Regions from separate parts of the Mus musculus genome. Here all the other regions are linked to region 1. The links are chromatin loops, found by intact Hi-C in ENCODE. Cell type or tissue: left cerebral cortex. All regions are shown on one strand.

Evidence for each region. Peaks named below come from ENCODE experiments on the same cell type or tissue, not always from the same donor. Only the 100,000 strongest peaks of a DNase experiment are listed, where the experiment ranks them.
Region 2: it touches region 1 in a loop (20-fold over the local background); 11 of 42 quality-filtered maps call a loop at or near these places.
Region 3: it touches region 1 in a loop (5-fold over the local background); 20 of 42 quality-filtered maps call a loop at or near these places.

What each region holds. Positions count from the first base shown.
Region 1 is chr6:128,887,316-128,895,315 of GRCm38, reverse strand. It overlaps BC035044 (cDNA sequence BC035044), which reads left to right and starts at 4,192. Exons shown (of 3, transcript NM_001254946.1): 1 at 4,192-4,499. The coding sequence starts at 4,349. It overlaps Clec2i (C-type lectin domain family 2, member i), which reads right to left and starts at 7,729. Exons shown (of 6, transcript NM_020257.2): 1 at 7,650-7,729; 2 at 2,418-2,488; 3 at 1,575-1,700; 4 at 469-647. The coding sequence starts at 7,681. In left cerebral cortex, no CTCF peak of the experiment used is centred here; DNase peaks (open chromatin) are centred at 4,009 and 7,761.
Region 2 is chr6:129,181,136-129,189,135 of GRCm38, reverse strand. Clec2d (C-type lectin domain family 2, member d) reads right to left here. Exons shown (of 5, transcript NM_053109.3): 2 at 5,919-6,044; 3 at 4,823-5,001; 4 at 4,252-4,358; 5 at 2,601-3,269. The coding sequence ends at 3,125. Among named protein-coding and RNA genes, the nearest start is that of Clec2d, 4.5 kb to the right of the region's middle. In left cerebral cortex, no CTCF peak of the experiment used is centred here; a DNase peak (open chromatin) is centred at 7,241; H3K4me3 peaks cover 1,782 bases; H3K27ac peaks cover 1,323 bases.
Region 3 is chr6:128,965,389-128,973,388 of GRCm38, reverse strand. The region is part of intron 2 of Clec2g (C-type lectin domain family 2, member g); the gene reads right to left. The region is part of intron 1 of Gm15987 (predicted gene 15987); the gene reads left to right. Among named protein-coding and RNA genes, the nearest start is that of Mir7649, 5.5 kb to the left of the region's middle. In left cerebral cortex, no CTCF peak of the experiment used is centred here; DNase peaks (open chromatin) are centred at 2,650 and 3,402.

The DNA of each region.
Region 1 (8,000 bases):
CACAAAAAAATCAAAAACATATATGTCTCTTTGTTTCAGATGATCCTGGAGTCTCTCCACTCCACAACTTTCTCTAGAGATAACAGGAGGATGTAACTGAGGGTCACATTCCTCTGTGGCCTGAAAAGTTCTGTGTTAACCTCCCACTGCAGTTATTATCAGTTGTGTCCTTCTGTACCCAACATATGCCAGCATATGGGAAAACACTCATGGCCACCAGGTATCCCAGTAAAATGGCATATTTGACCTTCCAGCTGACTATGAGCACTTCATGAGAGAATGTTTCTTGACTGTGTCAGGGCTCCAGTCAGAAGTCAAGCATCAGCAAATGGTGCACACTCACGTTCCCTATGTCTCCATGTGCTTGGGATGGGATCCTTCCGCAGGCCTCATCTGTAACTCTCTATTGCAAGGCAATGTAATGTTCAACAGAACAGACAGACAAACCAATCCCTGTCCCTTGCTTACCAGCTCCTCCTCGTTGTCAAACCGAGCTAGTTGGGCCTCTTGTGCCATGCAGAAGGCCTGGGCAAATGTCCAGTTACGTGGGTATCCAGAAAAATAAAAACATTTATTTCCAACTCCAGTCCAGTTTTTTGAGCAAGCAGCATAGGTCTTGTTGATTATGATCTGTTCTGTCTTTTTTGCTAAAATGTAGAAAATACAATGAATCATGACAAACATACTTTCTCTCTCTTTTTGGCACACCCTCCTGAGCTCAGCTGTGAGGTCTGACTCTGATGGTAGCTTTCCTAACTGATCTGTAGGATTCCTCTCCTGAGCGAGATGTGCTTTTAACTAAAATCCTCCCACCTTGGGCCTGTGTCCCATTCTCTCTCAGGTGCTCACTGTCAGTAGGGCTCCCAGGGAGTGCACTTCTATAACAGCATTACTTTCTGAGCTTTGGATGACCGTTTACTACAGTGGGAATTGCTACAGCAGCAAGCACTCTGTAGGGACACCTACTGACACCCAGCCTGATAACTGAGATTGCTGTGAGAACTTTTGGGTAAGCAGTATATACGGTGCAGACATGTTGCACTAAAGGATGACTTCAAATACTTAAGAGGACAGTGCAAGATTGTATTGCACTATTCTGATATTGTGGTACTAAAATCCTATAAATTTCTTACTTCAGAAACTTTCCATTTAATACTTTGAAAATTCAGTTAAGCCTGGTAACTCAACTAGGTTATGGTGGGAGGCACTGTATCTTCCTGGCCATATTACTCTTCCCTGTCCTCACCTTTGAGGTTCCTACTTTGAAATTTCCTCTCTTTATTCTCTGCCTTGAACAGTTCCCCAAGGAGATTTATGTCCCTGACATCTCAGTTGAGAGCTTACTGAAAGTCATCTTCTCACAGATGCCAAGCCAAGACTCCTGTGTACACCACAGACTGTGTGTTCCTTCACTGCAACTTCCAGCTAGAACCTAAGTTCCCAGAGAACAGGAATTTCCAGTGTGATTTCTCCAGAGCCCTTCCCACAATGCCTGGGTCACAGTGGTCAGTAAGTATAACTGACCATGTGAATGTGGACGAAGTGTCACATAATTTGGAAAATAAGTCACTTACTTGACAAAGCAACAGAAAGAGCAATTACAGCTACAGTGAGGACCATGATCACTCCATAGCAGCAGTAAAGTTTAACAGGAGACACAGTGGAGATGATTCTGAAACATTTTCCTTGGACAATTTTACCTGAAAATATGAATATAAGAATGATAATTTTTAAGAATTTCTTAAGGAAAATAAAATAAATTCACCACAAAGCTTTACAATTGCCTATCAGTTCCTGAAAGGCTTCTGCCAACCCTTTTAGAGAAGGCCCTGGTCCACAAAGGATGTCCATGGTAGAAAGAAGTCTAGAGAGGATGGAAACAGAACTTCTGCCAGGGAGACTTCTGATCACTGAACTCAGGGTGAATAATGGAAGAGCAAAAATGGACGGAGTGGAGATCCCAGTGACATGCAAACAACAAAAATCTGGTTTTGGCTCCATAAAAAGCGCCCTGGCTAGAAGGAGTTGTAGAAACACTAGAAAATAAATTGATGTAATTAGATGTATTACAAAATAAGAAAAGAGGAAAAATTAGAAATATCTCAATAAACAACAAAAATATGTGGAAAATGGAAGTGAAAGGAACTTCTTCAACCCTACAAAATTCATCCATTAAAAACAAAGCAGTAAGTCCAACTTCAGTCAGCTGCACTCTCAATGGTGCCATTATGAATGTGTTCCCAGCAATCAGGAGCAAGAGTCAGATGTCTGCTCATTACTCCAGGTAGACTTTTCCCAGGAGGTGCTCGCCAGGACAAAGAAATAGGGTCAGGTGTCTGGAGAATGGCTCAGCTGTTAAGATCTCTTTCAGCTCTTCCAGAGGACTTGAATTGAAGGTAGCTTACAACATTGCACACCTCCAGTTCCAAGGGGTCCATTGCCCTCTTCTGGCTTCTGTACACACTGGGCATTCATGTTATGTACAAACCTGCAGGCAAACAGCCACATACATAAAATGAGTCTCTTAAAGAACGAAAGGAGGTTTATGCTTCTCAGAAACAGGTGAAAGTGTTTCTTTTCACAGATGACAGGGTTCTATCTACATAAAAATCCAAACAAATCTACAAAAGACCGTTGGATGTAAAAAAAAAAAAAAAAAATGAGTTTATAAAACTGCAGGACAGGGTGACAGCATGGTAAAATCAGTTGTATTGTCCTGTCAAGTGGAAATTAATATCTTAGACAGTAATGCCAAAAAAACATAAAATTACAAATCTAAAAATAGGATGTTCATAGTCAGCATAACAAAAACTACATGTAAATATATAAAGAAATAAAAAGGAAAGTTGGCTCAGTGGTTTCGAACATTTGTTGATCTTTCAGAGGACCTGGGTTAAATCTAGAACCAATATAAGAGCTCACAAGCCTCTGTAAATCCATATTCAGGAAGTCTGAGAACTTTCCTAACCTTGGTGGGCACTAGGAATGCACACAATCCATAGATATCTATGCAGGCGAAGCACTCGTACATGTTACATTTTTGAAATAAAGAAAGAAATCAAGGCAGCGCTAAACACATAATGAACTAGAACACTCCATATTGCTCATGTCAACAATTTCTGAACACACATATATGTGTAACATATTCCAGAGATGTAGTTGCCTTCAGAAAAAAAAAAATCATAGCACCAAGTTGTATGAGAAGTAATATGAAAATTAAAAAGAGTCAAAAATTAATAGTCAAAAATTATTCTGAGAATGAAGAGGTCAAAATCAGAAAGATCACAAGGCCTGACCTGATGTCTCATGTTCTCATGGGAACAGGAATGAAAGCCTGGTGCTAGCATCAGAGTAGACACTGAAACAACACAGCAGAAAACAGGACTCCACAATGAGGTCAAACACATGTGGGTGGTCAAGAGACACTTAACAGAGATGAACAGTCTTTAGACAGGGAAAAGATGGCATCACTCCCGTGTGTGCTACTGAAACAACCTTCTATCTGTCTCCTAAAAAAATAAATAAATAAATAAATAGGCATAAATTTCTACAGTCCATTTGTAGACATAGAGATCCAAGCACAAAACTTAATATCATAAAGTCATTTGATTTTTAGAAAAGTAAGGGAATGTTTGTGAACTTGTCTTGGGCAAAATCATCTTCGATTTAAGAGCAAAATCACTGTCTGCATAACAGGATGGTTATACATTGATGTGGATGTCCATGTTGAGGTAGAACTAACAACTTCTTAAGGCTAAATTTTACAGCTTCTACAAAGCTGTTTGTAAGTGTAAAATGTGATATGCTCCCATCCTACCCACATATTCCCATGCTGGAAAGGAATTCAAGTTGCAAGACATCTTTATGTGAATATTTGCAGCAGCTTTAAGGATCCCTGTGAAAATGACACATTTGTGACCATTAAAATATCCCCAAGCTGATGACAAGGTAAACCTCTCAACACAAGAAACAACTTGGAACACATGCCTGTGCTTGCCTTATCTCATGCCACTTTAACAGGCCAAATGTCCCAAGGGCTTCTTCCCCAAAGTGTCCCTAAACTAACCCGAAAGTAAGCTCATGCAAAGGTCAGAGAGCTACAGGAAGTCCCAGTTTCCTTTGTGAAGAGACCCCCAACTGCCACTATTCACTTCCTCCTATCACTTCTCTAGAAGTTTCCTGACAGCTTTTCACAACCTCTTTGCATAGTATTTGCTGGTGAGATTCTTAAAAATTTCTGAACTCAGAGCATGATTCTGTGTAGGCGATGCTATGGGTATGATCCCTCAGCATCTCACCAGCAGTGCATGTTTCTGACACACTACTGATTAGCACTGCACTGTGAGTGATGAGCAGAAGGCATTGCTGTGACAAGCTGAAAGAACTCTTGTGGGACTTCTCTGCTTCATGGACCCATTTTAAGTCATCTGGAAAGGTGACTACTCATGGCTGTGGCGGAGGAGTGGTGAGAGTGTCTGCAGCAGACAACGGGGAAACAGGTAGGGTAGGGGGTCTGTATATATTTTTAAAATGACTGTTTTAGTCTTATTTATTTTACATTTAAGAGTGCTTTGTCAGCTAAATGTAAGAATGTGTGAATGTAATGTATGTATGTATGTATGTAGTGTACTACATGCATGATTACTGTTAGAGGAATTTAGAAAATATATTGGATCCCTGGAATTGGAATTAGGGGTGGGTGTTGAGCCACCATATGTGTGCTGGGAGTGAAACCTCAGTCCTTAGCAAGAGCAATAAATGCTCTCAGTGGTTGAGCCAAGTCTCCAGCCCCTATGTATCTTAATGAAGAACACCTGATTATATGTTTTCAAAATTCACAGAAATGTATACCAAATGAATTAATTTTATTGAGTGCTAATTATAGTTTTTACAGAGTTTTCACTGACTTTAATCCTTGCATTTTGTGCATTTTCGCACACCTAAAATACCAGAAAGCTTCTATTACATTAACAAGGAGGGAAAGGAGCCTTAGGATTAGAAAGAAGGCTTTAAGCACTGAGCTTTTGCATTTTGGATCCACACAGAACTCCCAGCCTTAATTCTTTCTAGTTCTACAGAATATAAAATGATAGCATAATAAATTCGCCTGTGCTCATTTCCAGCCCCAGCACCTCTCAGCCATGTGCTGCTGGGAGCCCTCCTCAGCCCTCCTCACACTCCCTATAGAAAGGAAGTCTTGGGAGATTTCTAAACCCCTTCAGATTGTAAAGGAGTGGTTTGGTTTCATTGTGATTTCAGGTTCTGCACTGTGATTTCAAAAATCTTTCCAAATCGAAGAAAAGAGTGTAAACTCCTGTCTGCTTTTAGCTAACAAACCCCTCTACAACTGATGAACAATGTTGGCCTTTCAGTGCCTGACTAATTTGTCTCAGCATGTCACCCAGGTCCAGCCATGTTGTCACAAAAGACATCCTATCTTACTAGTACATAGTATTCCAGTATATATGGGAGTATGTATCACAGGTTTTCCACACTCATCCACTGATAGATGCTGATGTCTGTTTGGTTGGAGCCTCCGACTTGGCCCATACCCCACACCTCCCACCACCCCAGCCCTGGCACCCAAAGCCCAGTTCCACATTCATGGTAGCTGTAGCAACCTTGTCCCCAGCCTAGGTGACCACGCTGGGACTCAAGCCCAGCTTGTGGCAGACAGGTCATTTTCCTTCACCAACAATCTATAAAAACACCTTCCCTGCCATAGCCTGGGCAGGACTTCCACCTTGTGCCCTGAGACTGGTGACCTTGCCCTGGAACTGTTCTGAAATAAATATGCTTTTCTACTTTTAATTCAGCTCGAGTTGGCTTATTAAGTCATCAGAGAAGCCTACTAGTGTGTTCCATGTGCTGGCTATTGTAAACACACAAGCAAGTAAAAATATCTCTTACCAGGGGCTGTGGGGAGTAGAGACAGAACAGATAATAATTTCTTTAAAGTGATATCAGATCTGGTGTTCAAAGGCACAGTAGGATGAATACTGCTCACAATAACGTACCGTAATTCTAAAGCTAGCCCAAGGGGTTTTGAATATATTCACCATAATGAAACAAAGAGCAAGTTCGTTCATCTTACTGTGTCAATCAAAAACCACATCCTGCTCTGGCCTTGAACTGTTTGGATTTGCTCACTGGCAGGGGCACCAATGAGAGGAGAAAGGCTGCACAGACTTGTTTTAAGTAGCCAAGATTTGTTCTCAGGTCCGGAAGGTGATGAAAAAAGTCGCCATTTTAGAACCTCACCATTTTATTGCTCAGTCATGGACTCTCTTAAGGCCCTCTGGTGTTCATCTAGACTACTAGCCCTCAGAAGCACATGGCTTATCTGAGAAACAGTAGTATTACTCACGACCTTTCTCTTTGGGTATGAGTCAGAGGAGGTGAAAACATTAGAGAAGCTGCGGTGGCTTCTAGAGAGACCACTGTGAGACAGCAGATACAGTAACTTTCACCAAATTCAGTTGCTTTATGTCCCTTGGCCTGTGCTGTGAGGACCTGGCTGCCATTTTTAACCCATAGAAAAGTCTGAAGAACAAAGGAAATCTTTACTTTTCTAAGTTTTCCCAACACAACAGGTGCTATGGCTTACTGTGAGGAGTATGGGACTTGGTGGAACCTGGCTATAGCTCACAGTCAAAGGCAGCAGGCCAATCATACCTGCTACTCTGCCTCAAGAAGACCCTGTTTTACACTCTGGTTAAGGGTCTGTTTAAGGGACCAGGATAGCCGTGGAGGAGGGTACTTTAGGTGTGCACAGGATGGCATGGAGTAGGGCCCTAGGGTTGAAGGGAGGCATGGTTAGGTCTCCCTCTTCCTCGACCTGTCCCCCACCTCCCAGAACAGTATTTCCAATCATCTTAGCAGCTAGGCTGTCCACTCTGAAGGAGCTTGCCTGGTATCCTCAGGCTGCCACTAGGCCATTGATCTAACAACAATTGTGAACTCTGCTTTTCAAGAAATTTGATATTTTATTCCTAAACAAAAGTATTAAAGTGGGGGTAAAGTCATGGCTCAACAGGGAAGGGAGCTTGCTGCTCTTGCAGAGAGAGGACTTGGTTCATTCCCAGCACCCAGTGAACTAAAACTGTAGATGGATTTGTAGATGGGATAAATCTCCCACCCCCACCCTACTGGAAAAAAACTGATCCTTCCCTGATGCCACAAGAGTCATTTAAGGCCAGAAAGAGTATTACCTGATACCCGTGTCCTTGGGAAGAGAGAAATTCCAAAAGCTTGGAGGTTTGGGGAAGGGGGAGTGCTGTGGGAGCCTGAAAAGAAAGTTGTAGGTAGGTGTGGAGGAGGGGCACTTAAGGTGTGGGCTGGGTGGCAGGGTGGGCCAGAGCACCCCCAAGGTCCTCCAGTCAATCCTCCAGGAATCTGGGCACCTGCTTTGATTTACAAACTCAAAAGGTTGCACTCCTCCCAATCGTATTTAAGTAACATTGGCCATACCAGAAAGCACAGAGTGGCATCGGTACTTTCCGACCACAGCAGAGCTCCCACCGTCCACCCCACCCCAGCCTCAGCTGATCTATAGAGACCCACTATGGCAGGCTAACAGGAGCAAGATCCAGCTCCCCTGAGGAAGCCTCCCCCACTTTAGTTTAGTTAGCATTTCATTAAATACGTACAGTTTTTCTCCTGTCTCCAAGCAATCTGGCATGGGAGGCTCTGCACCACTATCTTCTTGCTGAAGCAATGAGCCCGCCCCTTTTTCCCCTCTGTCTTCCCTCTATATTTTGTGAGTTGTGGGCGGATTTTCACATCAGCTGACTTGATAAGCTGCCAGAGATTGGGTGCCTACCTAGATCTGGAACTGAAAAACTGCGGCGGGGTGGGGGGAGGGGGAGCATGTTATACTGTAAAAGAAATAAACAGAGTTGAGACATATTTTAGATTTCAAGGTACAAAAAGTAACTTTTTTGAAACAGGGTTTCTCTGTGTAGCCCTGGATATCCTGGAACTCACTCTGTAGACCAGGC
Region 2 (8,000 bases), 290 kb before region 1:
AACAAAGAAGTGGGCATCTGCTGACATGGGGGCCGAAGTCAGGCACCAGGCAGCGGGCACTCTGGAGCTTATCTCTGGAACATTGATCCTCCTTGACAGCCTTGGGGGTCAGGCTGGGCTCAGGCGTAACTCATGTCCTTGGATGGCATGGGAACTCAGGAAGAGATAGGGAAGAGGGGACTATATTTCAGTTTTAACAGCCTCAGGTGCCAAGAAAGGAATAGGGAGGAAGGGGGGTGATAACCAGCTCTTAGTACAAGGCCATTTGGCCTGTTAGGGAGATTGTGAAGGGCTCACTTTCTAATGGGATAGTCTCTGACAACATAGAAAACATTGACACAACAGTCAGAGAAAATGCAAAATACAAAAAGCTTCTAACTAAAAACATCCAGGAAATCCAGGACACAATAAGAAGACAAAACCTTAGGATAATAGGTATAGAAGAGAGAAAAGATTCCCAAATCAAAGGGCAAGTAAATATCTTCAACAAAATTATAGAAGAAAACTTTCCAACCCTAAAGAAAGAGATGCCATGAACATACAAGAAGCCTACAGAACTCCAAATAGACTGGCCCAGAAAAGAATTTCCTCCTGTCACATAATAATCAAAAGACAAAATGCACTAAACAAAGAAAGAATATAAAAAGGAGTAAGGTAAAAAGGTCAAGTAATATACAAAGGCAGACCTATCAGGATTACACCAGACTTCTCATCAGAGACTATGAAAGCTAGAAGATCCTGGGCAGATGTCATACAGACCCTAAGAGAACACAAATGCCAGCCCAGGCTACTATACCCAGCAAAACTCTTAATTACCATAAATGGAGAAACCAAGATATTCCATGACAAAACAAAATTTACACAATATCTTTCCACAAATCCAGCCCTACAAAGGATGGAAAACACCAACACAGGGAGGGAAACTACACCCTAGTAAAAGCAAGAAAGTAATCTTTCAACAAGCCCAAAAGAAGATAGCCACACAAACATAACAACGAAAAGAACAGGCAGTAACAATCACTTTTCCTTAATATCTCTTAATATCAATGAACTCAATTCCCCAATAAAAAGACATAGACTAACAGACTGGACATGTAAATAGACTCAGCATTTTGATGCATACAGGAAACTCTTCTCAGTGACAAAGACAGACACTACCTCAGAGTAAAAGGTTGCAAAACAATTTTCCAAGCAAATGGCCCCAAGAAACAAGATGGAGTAGCCATTCTAATATCGAATGAAATCGACTGTGAGTTTGAGGCCAGCCTATTCCACATAGTAAGACTGTCTCAAAAGGAAAAAGAAGAAAGAAAAAGAAAGAGAGAGAGAAAGAGAGAGAGAGAGAGAGAGAGAGGGAGGGAGGGAGGGAGGGAGGGAGGGAGGGAGGAAGGAAGGAAGGAAGGAAGGAAGGAAGGAAGGAAGGAAGGAAGGAAGGAAGGAAGGAAATTTTTCTATATACTGTTATGATTCATTAAACTAGTGATAAATTCATACACACACACACACAGAGAGAGAGAGAGAGAGAGAGAGAGAGAGAGAGAGAGAGAGAGAGAGAGAAAGAGAGAGACTGTTTTGAACAGCTCACTGACATCTTGGAGATAGATCCCTTAGAAGGGCCAATGCTCATGAAAAGTTGCTGTTCCTTTCAGCATTATTTCCAGAGAGCAATGGAAGGAAATTTACCATGTATTTAATATAAATATCAGATAGGGACACTGGCAAAACATTTCCCTGAGTAATTTGAATCATAGGAATTAATATTAGTACACCTATTTCTTTGAGTCTACTGTGTACAATATTACTGGGTTAGCTAAGTTCATAGGCCTATCACATTTCTTCTGTAAATTAAGAGCAAACAATCTAATGGTATAAAACATTTATTTCTCTGAACCATCCCAGGGAACACAGTCTACCTTTCTATTGGATGTAGGAAGTAAAATGAATTAGAAGTAAAGAGTGTTATTAGGACTAATGGGGGGGGGCTGAGAAAGTCATTTTCAGAGTGAAATATGCTTTCATTCACCTAATAAATAATAAAGCCTGGCTTTAAAATAAAGACAATACATTACTCAAAATGTATATGTGGTTAGAGGCATTAGACCTGATTCACCCATATGGGAGCCACAACTGCCTGTCACTCCAGTTTCAAAGGATGTGGCACCCTTACATAGACACACATGCAGGCATAGTATCGACGCATATTTAAAAATGTTCTTGGTCTTTAATAATAAGAAGCAGAATGGCTGGTGTGGTGATACACACCTGTGACCCCAGCTACTTAAGGAGGGTCACAGATTTAGGCAAGAGCTTATTAAAAAAAAGTTACAAAAACTGCAGGGATACATGCTACTTTTGCAAAGCTTGATCAGCAGTGCCAATAAAAGGGAGACAAGAAGGCTGGAAAGATGGCTCAGCAGTTAGGGGCACTTGCTCTTGCTCCATTTCCAGCATCCACATCACCACTCACAGTAAGCAGGGAGCTGATTCCTTCTGGTCCTGTCTGATCTCTGTCTGAGCTGTCTCTGCGTTGTCTGCTCAGCACAGGTGGGGTAAATATATACGAACATACAAGCAATAAGCATAAATGAAGTCCGTACAAATGTAGTATTTTGGTTTTATTTTTTTATTAATTTCCCTCCCCTCCCCTCCCCCAATCATGTCCCTCTCCCCTTCCCTTCCCCCATTTCTCCATCTCTTTCTCCTCAGCGACCTGGTCTTTAAAAAGACCAAGAGGGAGAAGAAAGGATGAAGAGTTCAAGAGAGGCTTTTTAGCCTGTTATTTCGTCCTTTTTGGGACTCATCAGTGTGGGGTAGCTAACTCTCCTATGTCCCTCATGCTTTAAATTGCAGAGTATAAAGTACAGTGTAGCTGTTTTCATACACCTCAGAAGATCTCATTACGGATGTTTGTGAGCCACCATGTGGTTGCTCAGATGTGAACTCAGGACCTTCGGAAGAGTAGTCAGTGATTTTAACCACTGAACAATCTCTGCATGAAATGAAATGATGGTTTTCATTTCTGATGTTAAGAAATATTCTCTATCTGGTTTGATAGCACTTTGGGACCATAGGGGAAAGAGTAGCACCCACAGATAACAGGCTAAAAAGCGTCTCTTGGTAAATGCTAGGAAGGAAAAAAAGGAGTTTGGCAGTGGAGGCTATAGCTGTTGAGCTTGCTACAGATCCACATCCGAAGTGAATAGATCCTGGTACTGCTGATCCCGTTGTTGTTCAGGTAGGCAAATCTTTCCTCTCCCCGGATGGGAATCCTGAAAAGAAACCAAAAACAGTAAGCCTGCAGAACCCAGAACTGCATTTGCTCCTGCAATGAAATCTCACCAGTCTCCACTGATTTTTGGTAATATGAATCAAAAAGTCCCTGAGGAATCACCTGCATTAGTTTTACACCTACTGTCTCATATTCTCAGGATTTGTACACCACTCCTTTGTCATTTGTCCATGGTGAATCCTGTAATGTGTGTACAAGGCATTGGGCTGGTGCTCGCTGCCATGTTCAAATGAACTGCAGCCATGAGTGACCCGACTAAGGGTGATTTTCAATTCTGTTTTTAGGCATTTTATATATGGGGACGCCCACTTCTTAATAAATGGCTCTAAGGGCTTCAGTGATGGATGTGACTGAGTCTGTGATTTACCATCCCAGGAAAACAGCTCAAACCCAAGAACTGTTTTGGGAGCTCAGTGATGATGAGACTTTAGAGGAGGTTCCAAATGTACTTAGAGTCTCTGCTTTCCTGAACAGGTGCAGACATGCAAATAGTGGAAAGCTGAATCTCAGGCTTGCAGATACTGCAGTGGCTTTCTGGGATTCCAGAGCCCCCACTGCCCATCTAAGGCTCTGTCTATATCCCTCACAGGACATTTATCAACAACAGAAATGTTTAAGTTGGAGCCAGAGCAAACAATAGCTACTCCCAGACACCATCATTAGAGTAAAGATTTTGAGTAAAACAACACTAAGTGGAAGTTTTGAAAATGACGGCCAATAAACAGGAAAACCTCCGAAGCATTTAAGTTTGTGGGAATGTGGAGTTTTCTGGGGATTGGCTGTTGCATGTAAACACAATCTCTACCTCTGAGCCACACCTCCATGCAAGGGTTCATTTTCTTTTTTCTTCCTTCCCAGTACAATTGGCTTCACATGACACTGCCTTTCATCTCCCATAGCCACAACTCACACATATCACAACACATGAACATAATAGAAGGAAAAACTTTGTGAAAACATACGTGTTGTTATACTCAGTGTTGTCTGTCCACTTCCAAGGGTGCTCTGACGACTCTCTGTGCAGGCCAATCCAGGAATCAAAATTCGCCTTGTATCTCATTAGGAAATTCTGTCATAAAACACAAAAACCAAGAATACATGTGTCTCTTTGTTTCAGATGATCCTGGAATCTCTCCACTCCACAGATTCCTCTAGAGATAACAGGAGGGTGTAACTGAGGGTCACATTACTCAGTTCTGGGTTAACCTCCCATTGCAGTTATTAACAGTTGCTTCCTTCTGTACACAACAAGTGCCAGCATATGGGAAAACACTGATGACCACCAGGTATCCAGTAAAATGGCATATCTGACCTTCCAACTGACTATGAACACTTCATGAGAGAAAGTTTCTTGACTGTCTCAGGGCTCCAGTCAGAAGTCAAGCATCAGCAAATGGCACACACTCACATTCCCTATGTCTCCATGTGCTTGGGATGGGATCCTTCCTCAGGCCTCATCTGTAACTCTCTATCTCAAGGCAATATAATATTCAACAGAACAGACAGACAAACCAATCCCTGCCCATTGCTTACCAGCTCATCCTGGTTGTCAAACCGAGCTAGTTGGGCCTCTTGTGCCATGCAGAAGGCCTGGGCGAATGTCCAGTTACTTGGGTATTCAGAAAAATAAAAACATTTATTTTCAACTCCAATCCAGTTTTGCGGGCAAGCAGCATAGGTCTTGTTGACTGGGATCTGTTCTGTCTTTGTTGCTAAAATGTAGAGAATACAATGGATCATGGCAAGCAGGTCTTCTCTCGTTTTGGCACACCCTCCTGAGCTCAGCTGTGAGGTGTGAATCTGATGATAGCTTTCCTAACTGATCTGATGGGCCTTTAACTAAAGGCCTCCCACCGTGGGCCTGTGTCCCATTCTCTCTCAGGTGCTCACTGTCAGTAGGGCTCCCAGGAAGTGCACTTCTATAACACTATATCACTTCTATATCACTTTCTGAGCTTTTGGATGACCATTGACTACAGTAGGGATTGCTACAGCAGCAAGCACTCTGTAGGGACACCTACTGACACCCAGCCTGATAATTGAGATTGCTGTGAGAACTTTTGTGTAGGTAGTATATACGGTGCAGACACATTGCACTAAAGGATGACTTCAAATACTTAAGAGGACAGTGCAAGATTGTATTGCACTATTCTGATATTGTGGTACTAAAATCCTATAAATTTCTTACTTCAGAAACTTTCCATTTAATACTTTGAAAATTCAGTTTAGCCTGGTAACTAAACTAGGTCATGGTGGGAGGCACTGTATCTTCCTGGCCATATTACTCTTCCCTGTCCTCACCTTTGAGGTTCCTACTTTGAAATTTCCTCTCTTTATTCTCTGCCTTGAACAGTTCCCCAAGGAGATTTATGTCCCTGACATCTCAGTTGAGAGCTTATTGAATGTCATCTTCTCACAGATGCCAAGCCAAGACTCCTGTGTACACCACAGACTGTGTGTTCCTTCACTGCACCTTCCAGCTAGAACCTAAGTTCCCAGAGAACAGGAATTTCCAGTGTGATTTCTCCAGAGCCCTTCCCACAATGCCTGGGTCACAGTGGTCAGTAAGTATAACTGACCTTGTGAATGTGGACAAAGTGTCACATAATTTGGAGAATAAGTCACTTACCTGACAAAGCAACAGAAAGAGCAATTACAGCTACAGTGAGGACCATGATCACTCCATAGTAGCAGTAAAGCTTAGCACAAGACTCAGGGGAGATGGTTCCGTGCCTTTTTCCTTGGAGAATTTTACCTGAAAATATAAATATGAGAACACCAATCTCAAAAAACATTTAAAGAAAAAGAATTATCTGTAGATTTGGCTTGTATTCACCCATTGCAAACCCCTTCACAGAAGGTCCTGGTTTATAAATGATGTCTAATGCTCACAGAAGACTAGATGAAAGGGAAACATGGAGTCTTCCAGTCATTGAACAAAGGGCCAATGAAGAAACAAGAAACAGAAAGAGTGAAGATCAGGCTGAAAGCAAACAACATCCAAGCTATTCATAGATTTTGCTCCCTAAGAATAGACTGGCTAGGACTGAGAATAACACTGAGTGCCAAGGATGGGGACAGACTGGGATCAGCAGGAGGCTGCAGAGATGGCTGAGGAGTTAAGATCAATTGTTGCTCTTCTAGAGGACAGGAGTTAGCTCCTAAATCTCAGCTCCTAAAGGGGCACCTCATAACCACCTGTGTAACTCCTGCTCCAGTCAACGAGACAAACAGGTTGGTACACTTTTATATTTCCAGTGCTAGGGAGGCAGAAGCTGGAGTCAGGAGTACAAGACTAGCCTTGGCTACATTAGAAGTTTGAACTCAACCTGGACTATGTAAGGATCAGTCTCAGAGAACCTAGTCAGTAAATAAATTAATAAAGGCACATAAATGTAATAGAACACACTGACATAACTAATGGATAAAAATATGGGAGCATTTTAACAAGCTTACCAAAATCATGTGAAAAAAATAATATTAGTCTAAAATAACAAGAACTCTTAACAAGTTAGGAATTAAAGGAACACATTTATGGTTATTGGGCATTTCAAAAACTCAGAATGGTAATTTTATTTATTTAGAGTTCTACACCAGCATTTCTTATATGATATTAAGAGTAAGATTTACAGATAATCCTCTGTGTTTACACCAGTATAATTCTGATACTGTCTGTTTCCTTCTAATATGTAAACAGGAATTTTGCTGTATACACACAGATCTCCTTCTAAATTCGAATGTGTTCCATAGCACAATTTGAACATAACTTTCCTGTCTTTATTTAAAAGTAATGTTGGAAATGATCTCTCAAAAAACCCAAAGAAATGAAGTATTGCTGGCCTGGTTTTTAGCTTACTTAAAAACTGTTTCAATGATAAAACAAGCTACTGCTTCAAAGGAGTGAAGTTGTGTAATGCCTGCAGCTAGTTATACAACAGCTGCACTTGAGACAGGAGCTCCACATTCACAAGACAGGCTTCAAAATGCCTGCAGCTAGCTATGCAACAGCTGCACTTGAGACAGAAGCTCCACATTCTCAGGAAATGTTTCCAATGGCTAAATATTTGTGTATTTGATTTTAAAAAGTCAACCCTGCTGAGGCAGAGGGAGCAGGAGTTCCAGGCCAGCTTGGGGTAAAGTATGAGACTTTGCCAAAGAATCAATCAATCAATCAATCAGTCAGTCAGTCATCATCATCCTCAGTAATAATAATTTATTATAATTTATTATTATTATTATTATTATTATTATTTCAGAATACTTGGTTTAAGTGATAAACATTAGCATTTGTTGGGAATTTTGTATTTTGATAGATGTCAATCTTACTTTCTCAAAATTCAGTAGTCTTTCCACAAATTAAAAAAAAAAAAATTAATGTGAAGAAACAGGAATGAGGGGGAAAAGGAAAATAAAGGAACACAATATAATGGAGCATAGACAGTTTGAAACACAAGAAACACAATTTTGCTTCCTTTCTGAAGAATTAAGTAGGAAACCCCATTATATTCTTTTTCTGTAACTTATCAAGAGCTCAAAACAGAAAGGATTTGGTCCTGAGTAGGTTCAGCGCCCCCCACCCCCACCCCACCCCAAGCCACCCCCTTACAATTCTATTTTAATTACAATGGATCTGCAAAACACAAGCTCCAAGCTTCCCAGGCAACTTCTGCCACTATGCACATTGCAAAGCTGTTGTCTGAGTTTCCTTCAC
Region 3 (8,000 bases), 78 kb before region 1:
TAGCCTACAGGACTTCCGTCTTGTCCCCTGAGACCAGTGAACTTGCCCTGGAACTGTTCTGAAACAAATAGGCTTTTCTACTTTTAATTCAGCTCAAATTGGCTTATTCAGTCAGCAGAGAAGCCTGTTAGTGTGTTCCATGTGCTGGCTATTGTGAACACACAAGCAAGTAAAAATATCTCTTGCCAGAGGCTGGAGGGAAGTAGAGACAGAACAGATATTAATTTCTTCAAAGTGGTATCAAATTTGGTGTTCAAAGACACAGTAGGATGAATACTGCTCACAACAAGGTACCATATTTCTAAAGCTAGCCCAAGTGATTTTGAATATATTCACCATAATGAAACAAAGAGCAAGTTCGTTCATCTTACTGTGTCAATCAAAAACCACATCCTGCTCTGGCCTTGAACTATTTGGATTTGCTCACTGGCAGGGGCACCAATGAGAGGAGAAAAGGCTGCACAGGCCTGTTTTAAGTAGCCAAGATTTGTTCTCAGGTCCGGAAGGTGATGAAAAAAGTCGCCATTTTAGAACCTCACCATCTTATTGCTCAGTCATGGACTCTCTTAAGGCGCTCTAGTGTTCATCTAGACTACTTGCCCTCAGAAGCACATGGCTTATCTGAGAAACAGTAGTATTACTCATGACCTTTCTCTTTGGGTATCAGTCAGAGGAGGTGAAAACATTAGATACAGTAACTGTCACCAAATTCAGTTGCTTTATGTCCCTTGGCCTGTGCTGTGAGGACCTGGCTACCATTTTTAACCCATAGAAAAGTCTGAAGAACAAAGGAAATCTTTACTTTTCTAAGTTTTCCCAACACAGCAGGCGCTATGGCTTACTGTGAGGACTATGGGACTTGGTGGAACCTGGTGGAACCTCACAGTCAGAGGCAGCAAGCAGATCACACCTCAAGGAGACCCCATTCTACACTCTGTTTAAGGGTCTGTTTAAGGGACCAGGATAGCTGTGGAGGGGGGTACTTTAGGTGTGCACAGGATGGCATGGAGTAGGGCCCTAGGGTTGAAGGGAGGCATGGTTAGATCTCCCTCTTCCTCGGCCTGTCCCCCACCTCCCAGAACATTGTTTCCAATCATCATAGCAGCTAAGCTGTCCATTAAGAAGGAGCTTGTCTGGTTTCCCTAGGCTTCCACTAGGCCCGTGATCTAACAACAATTGTGAACTCTGCTTTTCAAGAAATTTGATATTTTATTCCTAAACAAAAGTATTAAAGTGGGGGTAAAGTTATGGCTCAACAGGGAAGGGAGCTTGCTGCTCTTGCAGAGAGAGAGGGCTTGGTTCATTCCCAGCACCCAGTGAACTAAAACTGTAGATGGATTTGTGGATGGGATAAATCTCCCACCCCCACCCTACTGGAAAACACCTGATCCTTCCCTGATGCCACAAGAGTCATTTAAGGCCAGAAAGAGTATATTGCCTGATACCAGTGTCCTCAGGAAGAGAGAAATTCTGAGAGCTTGGAGGTTTGGGGAAGGGGGAGTGCACCATGTGTTATGGGAGCCTGAAAGGAAAGTTGTAGGGAGGTGTGGAGGAGGGGCACTTTAGGTGTGGGCTGGGTGGCAAGGTGTGCCAGAGCAAGCCCAAGGTCCTCTAGTCAACCCTCCAGGAATCTGGGCACCTGCTTTGATTTACAAACTCAAAAGGACCACATCCTTCTGCAGTAGCAGGGATCTCAGGATCAAGTGTGAGTGCAGGCCCTCAAGTCAATGGGAGACACACAGACATTTCCCCAAAGGAGTATCTGAGGGTATCTCTAAATCTGCTGGTGGTGGGGGTGATGGCACGGGGCCTTGTTCAAACTTGACACCAACAACACCCACTTCTGCTACAGTTTACTTACAGCAATTGAGCACAGTAAATCCCAGCCTCTAGGCATGTTGGGAGCCATTTGTTTATAGCACTTTCTGTAAGTTAGTGGAGTCCAAACTGGAGAAACCCTGGAAAGAGGTACTAACAAATTCTCTGTTGGTTGCACTTTCCCCCAACACATTTAAGTAACACAGGCCATACCAGAAAGCACAGAGTGGCATGATTACTTTCCTACCACAGCAGAGCTCCTACCCTCTTACACGCGTTCGCGACCGGCCAGGAAAGACGCAACAAACCGGAATCTTCTGTGGCAAAAGATTCCTTACATCTTCAGGAGCCAGAGAGCAAGAGCTCTATTGCTTACATCTTTAGGAGCCAGAGCGCAAGAGTGCAAGAGAGAGAATGGCGAAAACCCGTCCCCTTTTAAGGAGAATTATCCTCCGCCTAGGACGTGTCACTCCCTGATTGGCTGCAGCCCATAGGCCGAGTTGTCGTCAAGGGGAAGGCAGAGCACATGGGGTGGAGAACTACCCTTGGCACATGCGCAGATTATTTGTTTACCACTTAGAACACAGGATGTCAGCGCCATCTTGCAATGGCGAATGTGAGGGCAGCCTCCCATACTACCCTCCACCCCACCCTAGCCTCAGCATATCTATAGAGACCCACTGTGGCAGGCTAACAGGAGCAAGATCCAGCTCCCCTGAGGAAGCCTCCCCCACTTTAGTTTAGTTAGCATTTCATTAAATACTTAGAGTTTTTCTCCTGTTTCCAAGCAATCTGGCATGGGAGGCTCTGCACCACTATCTTCTTGCTGAAGCAATGAGCTTCTGATGAATGAACAAACTTTTCGGACAGCGTGTGAGCTTGTGGTCAGATTTTCAAATCAGCTAACTTGGTAAGCTGCCAGTGATTGGGTGCCTACCTTCTAAGTAGGTCAGACCACACCCTCCCTTAGAACTAAAACACTGGGAAGGGATTAGAGAAGTCAGGAATACATGCTAGACTGCAAAGGAAAGAAACAGAGCTGAGAAATGTTTTAGATTTCGCAGGTACAAAAATGCTTTTTTTTTTTTTTTTGTGGAAGGCACTTTTATTGTGTGTGGTGCTAGGGATCAAATTCAGATCAAACTTGTACGTGAGAAGTGTGAAGTCTACCATTCAGCTGTGCCTTTGGACGCTGGTTCTATATAAACAGGGGATGGGGGGTTGGGGGTGGGGGCATCTCAAATACAACTCTATTCATTTCAGAAGATCACTAGCCATACTCAACCTTTCTCTACTTTGCCTGACTCCTTTCTTTTTGCCTCACCAAAACTTTACTGTTGTCAACAATTTCTTTTTTTATTATTAATTACTTTATTTATTTACATTTCAAATGTTGTTCCCCTTTTTGATCTCCCCTCCATGAACCTCTCACCTCATTCCACCTCTCCTTTGCCTATAAGAGGGTTCTCTCCCACCCACATACCCACTCCTTCCTTGCCCCTCTAGCATTCCTCTTCTCTGAGGCATCAAGCTGCCACAGGACCAAGTGCCTCCACTCCCACTGACACATGATGAATCACTCACTCTTCTGCTACAAATTAGCTGGAATCATGGACCCATCCATGTATACTCTTTGGTTGTTTGTTTAGTCCCTAGGAGCTCTTGGGGATCCAGTTGTTTGAGTCTGTTGTTCTTCCTAAGGGGTTGCAATACTCTTCAGCTCCTTCAGTCCTTCCCCGGACTCTTCCATCATGGTCTCTGGGCTCAGTCCAAAAGTTGACTGTGAGTATCTGCATCTGTCTTAGTCAGGTTCTAGCAGAGCCTCTCAGAGGACAGCCTTACCAGGCTCCTGTCTGCAAGCACATTTTAACATCAGTAATATAGTAGGGATTTGGTGTCTGCAGATGGAATAAATTCTAAGTTGGGGGGGGGGGAATTCTCTAGGTGGCCTTTCCTTCAGTCTCTGCTCCATTTTTTGACTCTGCATTTCCTTTAGATAGGAACAATTCTGGGTTAAAATTTTTGAGGGTGAGTGGCCCCATCCCTCAACTGGGGGGGCCATATCTATCTACTGGAGGTGGTCTCTACAGATTCTACCTCCCCACTGTTGGGCATTTCAGTTAATGCCATACCCATTGGGTCCTAGGAGCCCCTTGCATCCCTGGATCTGGCACTTTCTAGTGGTTTCTCCTCCTCCCTCCATTCCCCAACCCCACCCCCTGTGCCACATATTTCTATTCCTTCTGCCAGTCCTTTGGACTTCTCTCCTGTCTCTTCTCACACTTGATCCTGACCACCCCCTTTTTCCGTTTCTCTCCCCTCTACCACCCAGGTCCCTTTCTGTCTCTACCTCACATGATTATTTTTTTCCCCTCCTAAGTGAGATTGAACCTTCCACACTTTGGCCTCCTTCTTGTTAATCTTCGTATGGTCTGTGACTTGTATCATGGGTATTCTGAGCTTTTGGGCAAATAATCACTTATCAGGGAGTAGAGATGATGTATATCCTTTTGGGTCTGGGTTACCTCACTTGGGATATTTTCTAGGTCTATCCATTTGCTGCAAAATTCATGTAGCCCTTGTTTTTAATAACTGAATAGTATTCCATTGTGTAAATGTAACACATCTTCTGTATTCATTCTTCCATTGAGGGAGATCTGCATTGTTTCCAGCTTTTGATTATTATAAAAAAGGCTATTATGAACATAGCTCAGCAAATGTCTTTGTGGGATAATGGAGCATCTCTTGGATATATGACCAGGAGTTGTGTAGCTAGTTATTCAGGAATACTTATTTCCAATTTTCTGAGTAGCTGGCAGATTGATTTCCAAAATGGTTGCATCAGCTTGCAGTCCCACAAGCAATGGAGGAGAGTTCCTCTTTCTCACTTCCTCACCAGCAACTGCAGTCACCTGAGTTGTTTTATCTTAACCATTTTGGCTGGTATGAAGTAGAATCTCAGTGTTCTTTTGATTTACATTGCCATGATAACTAAGGATGTTGAACATTTTTGTAGGTACTTCTCAGCCATTCAAGATTCCTCAGTTGATAATTCTTTGTTTAGCTCTGTACCCCATTTTTTCACTGGGTTGCTTAATTTTCTGGAGTCTAATTTCTTGAGTTCTTTGCATATCTAAGATATTAGTCCTCTACCATATGTAGGGTTGGTAAAGATGTTTCCCCAATCTGTAGGGTGTCATTTTGTCCTGTTGAGAGTGTCCTTTGCCTTACAGAAGCTTTCCAGTTTCATGAGGTCCCATTTGCCAATTGCTAATTTAGAGCCTCAGCCATTTCTGTTGTGTTCAGGAAATTTTCCCTGTGCCAAAATGTTCTAGGCTATTTCCCACTTTCTCTTCTATTAGATTTAGTGTTCCTAATTTTATGTTGAGGTCCTTGATCTGCTTAGACTTCAGCTTTGTACAAGGAGATAAAAATGGATCAATTTGAATTCCTCTACATACAGACCATGACCATTTGTTGAAAATGCTTACTTTTAGCTGGGCATGGTGGTGGAAGCCTTTAATCCCAGCACACGGGAGGCAGAGGGAGGCAGATTTCTGAGTTCGAGTCTACCCTGGTCTACACCATGAGTTCCATGACAGCCAGGACTATAAAGAGAAACCCTGTCCAAAAAACCAAAAAAAGAAAGAAAGAAAAAAAACAGATTATCCATTCTGTAGAGGAAGAATATTGATTTGTCTGAGTTAATTTTATTTCAGACACTTATCTGAAGTTGTTTATCAGATGTAGGAGTTCTCTGTTAGAATTTTGGTGATCAACTATGCATACTATCATATCATCAGCAAATAGCGATACCTTGACTTCTTCCTTTCTCATTTGTAACCCTTTGACATCCTTTTGTTGTCTAATTGCTCTAGCTAAAACTTCAACTGCTGTATTGAATAGATGTGGAGAGAGTGAGCAGCCTTGTCTTGTCCCTGATTATAAGTGAGATTGCTTCATGTTTCTCTACATTTAACCTGATGTTGACCATTGTTCTGCTGTATAATGCTTTTATGATGTTTAGGTGTGTGCCTTTAATTCGTGATCTTTCCAATAATTTTAACATGAAGGGGTGTTGTATTTTGCCAAAGGCTTTTTCAGCATGTAATCAGATGATTATATGATATTTTTTGACTTTGTTTATATAGTGGATTATGTTGATGGATTTTGGAATATTGAACCATCCCTGCATCCATGGGATAAAGCCTACTTGGTCGTGTTGAATGATCCTTTGGATGTGTTCTTGTGTTGCAATAAATCTCTACCCCAATAAGCCTGTGCAAAACCCACACAACTCAGTTACAATATTTATAAGGTGTGTGGATAGATTGGGTAGATATAGAGCTACATTAATTTGTTCCCCAGCTATGAGATTCCTTGTACCAGCGGCTTCTCCAAGCCATGTGATTCTGATTCATCTTCCTCTAACCGCCTCTCCTCCATCCTTCTTCCTCTACTCTCTAAAAGCCCCAGCCTCACATTTCCCTTCCACTGACCAATCATAGGCTTTAGCCTTTATTTTACAAGTTAAAATGGGGAGAATGGTCACATGAAATCACTTGAGTATGTGATCCACTCATTTTCAAGGTAGCCCCTCTTAAGAAAGCAGAATTAACATCAGAGTACAAACTGCCCCAGGGCAACCCACAACATTCCTCCTTTTTGTCCAATTAAAAGACTTTTTTCTCTCAGGTATAAATTGATCTCAATCATCCCAGTCATGCAAATTATGAAGAATAAGATACACTTAACACCCAGGCCATCATATGTGTCAATTTAGATAAAGCACTCTACCACCAATCCTAACTTAAAGAACTTGCAAATCTCTACCTGAATTGTGTTCTGGTTTTAGCTTCTTTCACCATCTGAAAACCATCCTCTCAAATCTATATCATCTATCTCAATACAAAACAACTTGCCTGTACTATGAAACTATAACTTATCTTCAACCCCCAGAAGAATCCATGAACAAATTAAACATCACAAAAAATAACTTCCAAAACTTAACCAATTTGTAGAGACAGCTAACTAACCTGGACCGTCACTCATTCCTCAAAATGTTAGAGCATCAGTCTTCAGCCTTCTGGCCAGGATTATCTGACAGACCTTTGTAAAGCAGAATTATAAAGAACTGCTTACCCTGTCTTGACAGAGTTATCAGTCAAAAATTCCACATAGTGTGTCCTTTTCCTGGACAGTATTTTTGTCTATAGATGAATTGGGGCAAATCTTACCAGAGTCTATCTGGCCACAACTGGAGAAACCCCACTGATGCTCAATTTCTTCTTTGAACGAAGAAGGGGGTGCTCTCAGGAGAAGACATGTCTCTACTCAAATGATCTTTAATAATGAAATGGCCTTAAATGTCATATTCTGTGGACTTCTGATGCTTTTGAAGACTATCTATGTCAAGTACAGCTGAACTGTTAAATCCTAACTATTCTTAGTCATTTCTAATTGAGTAACTCATAATCAAATCAGAATATAATGTAACTATGAGTTTACTATTTGGCCTTTAACTTGCATTACTCAATCATCCTAGGCAGTTTGTAATGTCAGTTATTAGAAGGACTGCATCTAAGCATTATAGTCGACATAAGTTGCATAGACACAATGCCTGTCAGAGAGTAAGCACATTAATTTCAAACTTTGCATCAATATAAAAAATTCACAATAAAGAAAACCTTAGATCTATATCAATCTATAAATTGTGTACCAATGTAAATGTATAACTTTAATTTGCATCAATTACAAAAACTTCAACCAATGTAAGATGTGGCTATTCGTTGTTTTGTCTAAGACTAAATTTGATTACATATCCCTATTTGCCTACTCCTTTAATTTCTATGATACTACTATATCTGGCTTTTTCTCTTCTACTCCTCTTTACTTTACCTAAGACGGAAGGATAGATAAGAGGAAAGGAAAGGTAGAAATCCCTGAGTCTAAGCTCTCTAGTTTCCTCCCTGTCCAAAGCTACAACATTAGCAAATTATCCCTTAAAATGACAACATATCTCCAATTCATAAAATAACCAGAACCATCCACCCCAACCTAAAGGACTGGGACAACAATCTTCTTTTGCTTTCTTTTAGCTGAATTGGGGTAAAGAATTCCCTTCTGGGTGCCCAAAGGGAAATAGGAAAATTGGTTTTGTCACAGGAAGGCTAGTTGGCATC